Regions from separate parts of the Mus musculus genome. Here region 1 is linked to region 2. The links are chromatin loops, found by intact Hi-C in ENCODE. Cell type or tissue: left cerebral cortex. All regions are shown on one strand. Each heading gives the region's core, and the rest is flanking DNA. Links, peaks and the distances in the headings are about the cores only.

Region 1 (2,817 bases), core at 34-2,533, 55 kb after region 2:
TTTCTGAAGTTTATAGCTGTTTCCGTCTTAACCAAGTAAACGTGTTTTTCAAAGTTCATAGAAAAGTGCAGAAACATAAGCTTCATTTATTAAAAGAACTGTTTTTGTAGTTCATTATCACCACATTTATCTTTTTTATCCCTATATTTATGATCATCATGGAAACATGATAAAATAGAGGCTGAAAATTAGAAAGAACCTAAAATTGGTGATCATTTGGTCAAATACTTTGGATATTATGCTGCAATTTATTTTTCTATGTCTTTTTTCCTTGTGTGGGAATGCGTGTCTTCATGTGGGTACACAATAGCTTAACTAATGTTCTCTTTTTGTTGAGTTGTTGCCCATTTTTACTGCTGTGTTGTGTGTTACAATGTTTGTTTTGTTTTAGCTTTGGAGGATCTTTTTCTGGTCGCCCATATTGCCATATGAGCAGTAAGATTACAGATATGCACAATTGCTTTCTGTGGATTCATGGATTTCAATTCAGATCCTTGTAGTTGTGCATCAAGCAGCTGACCCACCCGGAGTTCTCCCCATCCCTGGGAACACATTATAATATAATTTCACTGACTACTCTTTGGGGAATATGTTGAAATTGGACACATTTATTAATAGAGGAGGTACAAGTCGATCACAAAAATACAGGCAAAAAATAATCTTCTTGGACCAAGGTGACATCAAATAATAAGCAGCCAGACCCTGGGTATAATTTGAAGGCAAAGTAAATAGGATTTGCTGACAAACTCTGTGCACAGTGTGTAAGAGGAAAGATGGTGAGAGTGATTTCTAGATTCACACGTTTTTGTCACTCTTATGCTGTAACAAAATACCAGAGGCAATCAAATTGGAGGAAGAAAGGTTCCTTTGGCTCTCAGTTTCAGAGATCTCAGACTGTGGTCCCTTGGCTGCTCCGTTGTTGTGTTTCTTGGCTGCTATGATTTAGAACGTTATGGCGGGAGAATGTGTTGGAGCAAAGCTGTTCACCTCATGGCCGATGATAAGGAGCGGTAGAGAGGATGATGGAGATCGGGGGAAGAAGAGAAGCTCCTATACCTTTCAGGAAATGACCTATGACCTTCAGCTGGACCCTTACCCCCCAGGGCTTCTACTACCTCTCTGCAGCACCACCAGCTGGATATCAAACCTTCAAGGGGGTGGGGTGACATCACCTTTTCTCTGGGAACAACACATCGTCTCTTATGATGGTTGGTATTTTGGTGAGAGTCATGTCTGATCTGTCAGAGGAGACTTGCGCAACTGCATCAGTCACTGAGCCTTCAACTTGACATCACCTACAGTGCAAAGCACAGTCAAGCATCAATGAGTCATGTTGGTCCTGTTACTCTGGTAATGTTCTATTATGGGCATAACAAAATTAGCCCTTTGGTGGTGCCTAGAAACAGCACATGTTGACCTAGTTACAAATACTCTATACATAGTACTGTGTTATAAAGTATGATCAAATCTAGTTGAATGTACTTTTTAAATGTAAGATGGTGTAGAATAAAACTCAGAACTCCATTTTCAAAGATTTTTGTCACAGAAAAATGTGAAAATCCTATTTCACAAGGTCATAATTATGAATAAAGAGATGGAAAGAATAACAAACTAAAATTTCTGGAAATTTTGAAATCCTAGAAATCACTCTGTGGATGAGGCTGGATTCAAGCTTGTGGCAAGCTTTCTGGCTCTGCCTCTCAAATGCTAGATTACAACTATGTGCCACCATACCCAGAATCATGCTATATGTTATTTTATTATATATGTATATAGCTTTATTGTTATACATTTTAAATTAAAATATAGTTACACAACTTCCACTTCCCACCATCCAGCCTTCCTCATGTCTTTTTTCTTCAATCCTTCCCACTTTCAAAGTGATAGCCTTTTTTTGTTTATAATCATTATTGTTACATATATATGCACAACTACATAAATAAAACCTGTTGAGTCTGCTTTTGTTGTTAGTAAGTATGTGGCTTCCTTCTTCAACTTAAGTTTAATGTGATCAGGAATGTTTAGATAATTTTCCATTTTCTGAGTGGAGTTTTTGCCCTCACACAGAGCACACCTCCACAGTGATCACATTATTTGAAATAATATCCTTTACCTTTTATGAAGAATGATATCTCCTGGACTTTAAAATAAAACTAAGAGAGAGCTAGAGATTTATAATTGTATTAATCTTTTGTTGCTGCCATGGAGTAAAACTGGTTGTGGTCATACGTTAACATCTTGTAGATTATTCGACCTGTAGGTCTCAACTTATCAGTATCGTGGGAGCTGAAAACAAGGTCACAGTTGATCTCTTCAAGGATGTCCTGTTGCTAACATATCAAATCAGGAAGGGAGAGTTCAGGAGACCCTCTGCATTTGTTGTCTACCAGTATCCTCAATTCTACTGTTTATTGTTTTTTGTTTGTTTGTTTGTTTTCTGAGACAGGGTTTCTATGTATATAGCCTTGGCTGTCCTGAAACTCACTCTGTAGACCAGCCTGGCCTGAAACTCAGAAATCTGCTTGCCTCTGCCTCCCAAGTACTGAGATTAAAGGCAGGAGCCACCACTGCCCGGCTTCTCAATTCTACTGTGACTGACAGGTTTTTCAAAGTCTTTCTGTATTTGCTTCTTCATTTACTTTAAGCAGCAGACACACCTTTTCCTTTTGTTCTGGTGAGTCAATTGCCTTTCCTTCAATAACATTTGACATAACTGTCTTGCAGGGAAAGAAAAACACTTGTAAGGAAAACATTAAATGTTTCCAACTTCCTCAGGTCTCTCTGGAGGGATGTAAAACTCAAACCGGGGTCAGGCAG
Region 2 (2,817 bases), core at 230-2,729:
AATTCTAGACGAAGATCACTTTGTCTCTAACAGGTTAGCTTTTTCTTGATGTTGAAGGTTACATGGTTAAAATGTAGCCTTCTGGTCAGTGAGGGATTATAACAAACCCCTTTATGTTTCAGCAGGAAGGGCAGACATCTGTATTTTAGCCACTGTTCTTGAAATAGCAAGACCTGCTCACACATCTTTTTATTGTCAATCAGCTTGAGCATAGGCAGTTACAGATCTAGAGGATGCTCATTATCACATCGTGTTTCAAGTGTGCAAAGGGTTTAAGATCAAACACACTACTACTATTTTGATTTAGAGGACAGTCAGCAGAGAAGAATAATTTTAAAGAAAAAAAGAAATGCCATGCAAGCCACCAACCATGTGGAAACAGCAAACAACCTTTCAACTTCTACTTGCATTAATGACAAATACACCAAACATATTATGCAAAAAACCCCACCAAGTTTATGGATGACACCTAAGGCATGATAAATATTTTGTTAACATAAGTAAAATGTCTTATTTAACTCTATAGAAGTCCTGTGGTTGCAATAAATGAGAACCGTGGTGGAACAGCACAGAGATGAGGCCACCTTTCTAAAATGGCAACATGAACAATTAAGGTCTATTCTCTTTAATGATAGCTGTTACTTAGTTCCTTAACATTTTCCTCCATAACAAAATATTGATGTTCCTTCCCGTGTTAAGTTAAAATTTCAAATTATTGCAGACTAAAATTCAATAGCCAGAAGTGTTTAAAAAATGTTTATCTTCTACTAAATAGTCTACTTTCAAAGTTCTTTAGAATGTGAAATACTTCAGTGAACAGTAGGAAGTGGCAAAAGTAATAAAATGATATATACTTGCGGTTTGGAAAAAATCTCTTTATACACACACACACACACACACACACACACACACACTTATTCACTTTCCATTCCTCTCATTCCCACAATTCTTCCCCCAGGCCCCCTCTTCTCCTCTGAGCAGGTGTGGTCCCCTGTTATATACCCCCACCCTGGTACATTAAGTCTCTTCGAGGCTAGTCCCATCCTCTTACACTGAGATCAGACAAATAAAATCTCTATTTTAAAACAAACACTTTATTGTTGTGTGATTGTGAATGTATCATGTGTGGATGTACAGATGTCATGGTAATGTGGAAGTCAGAGAGCTTTCAGAAATACATTCTCTCTCTCTCAATGTGCGACCTAGGGATCAGATTCAGGCCAGCAAGCTTGCCTAGCAAGCATTTCATCAATGGCCATCCCTCCATTTCTATCTTTTTTGACTTGACACACTGCCTATAGAAACAATATGCATATCTTAGTAAGTATTGATTAAAACATAACAGACTTGGTTTTAGTGCTTTGAAATTTGATGTGAAATATAAGAAATGAAACTGTAGAAGGTAGCTCACCCTACCCTGACACAGTGGCAACAATCTACCCAAATTGCTGGTATTTAAAAAGGAATACAAGCAGTGCCCTGAGGGTGGTTTTTTTTTGTGTGTATGTGTTTCACACTGTGTCACAGTAACGAGAAGAATGTTGGTCATATTTCCTGTAATGTCCCAAGACTGAATGTGACATATTTAACTTTAGAGACAGTACAGGCTGAGAATAGGCAGCCAACGTGTTTTCTGTGCTAAGGAATGGGAGGTTGCTTTAGACTCTGAGACACGCTTCAGAGAGCAGTGTGGGTGGGGGAGTTTTCTCACAAAGAATTATCCACTTACAATGTGCTCAGATTTTTTTTTTTTTAAATCGAGACAGTCCCTTGATTTTAATGACACATGGGATTTCACATTGTCTTTGGTCTACTCAAAGTTTCTACCTTGCATCTCTTATGCTTTTAGCCTGAACTGTATCATGCCATAAACTCAAACATTTATGGGATCAATTACAAAATGACTTAAAAATACAGTAGAAAAGTTGCTTTGGTGACAAGCCCTTTTGGTGAGATTTGAAGATTTCATATTTCATGTAGTAGTAGTCACAGGAAGAAAAGATTTCCTACGTGAAGAAACTAGACCCACTATAGAATACTTGCAAATTTTTGGGTGTGTGCATTAAAACTTCTCTATTGGGAAATGAGTAGCTACAGATTAGTGTTTGACATGGACTGAGGCCTAGCCAGATGTCTCAGTGGGTGAAGGCACATGTCACACAAACCTGGTGCTTGAGTTTGGTCCCTGGCATCCCCATCAGTGTGGAAAAAGACAACCATTCTCAGTTGTTCTCTGACTGCCACATGTGTGCTCTGGCTCCCCCTCCATCACCATGAGCTCCTTTAGACATAATAAATAAAAAAAATTAAAGGTAAATTAATTAATTGAAGTGACTTTCCCTTAGGTAGCTTAAAATCCAAGCATAGAAAAGCTACATTCACTTTAGTGAACATTTAGAAGGCAGCACAAGGAACAAGAACCATCAAAGGAATAATTAGTTATAATGCATTGATTCACATCACACAGAAATCAAGCACAGCCTCCTAGACCATAGGATTAAACACATCTTATTTTTGGATCCCTTTCACAGCCTGTTAACATTGAAAACACAGGTTTAGATCATGGTCCTCTCTAAATAATCCTTCAAAATGTATTTAGTATGAAACAAGAGTTGTTAGATACAAATTTAAATTAGAGAGCCGAGTTATTTTAGCTGAGACAGTCAGATATTGTAAGCAATCGCTTTGTACAGACTTTCTTCCTGAAATAATAGACAGAAAAGTGTTTCTGTCATAATGGGCATTATTTCTTCACTTAAAATATTTACTTTACAAAAGGTCATTTGAACTTACTCATAAGTGGAATTTTACAATGTA

The links. Hi-C counts contacts between places; a loop is a spot of excess contacts. Peaks named below come from ENCODE experiments on the same cell type or tissue, not always from the same donor. Only the 100,000 strongest peaks of a DNase experiment are listed, where the experiment ranks them.
Region 1: it touches region 2 in a loop (2.1-fold over the local background); 3 of 42 quality-filtered maps call a loop at or near these places.

Annotation. Positions count from the first base shown.
Region 1 is chr16:84,625,750-84,628,566 of GRCm38, reverse strand. No RefSeq gene overlaps it. Among named protein-coding and RNA genes, the nearest start is that of 4930529L06Rik, 53 kb to the left of the region's middle. In left cerebral cortex, for the core only: no CTCF peak of the experiment used is centred there; a DNase peak (open chromatin) is centred at 1,298.
Region 2 is chr16:84,681,062-84,683,878 of GRCm38, reverse strand. It overlaps 4930529L06Rik (RIKEN cDNA 4930529L06 gene), which reads right to left. Exons shown (of 3, transcript NR_040537.1): 2 at 2,166-2,281. Among named protein-coding and RNA genes, the nearest start is that of 4930529L06Rik, 2.7 kb to the right of the region's middle. In left cerebral cortex, for the core only: no CTCF peak of the experiment used is centred there; a DNase peak (open chromatin) is centred at 1,664.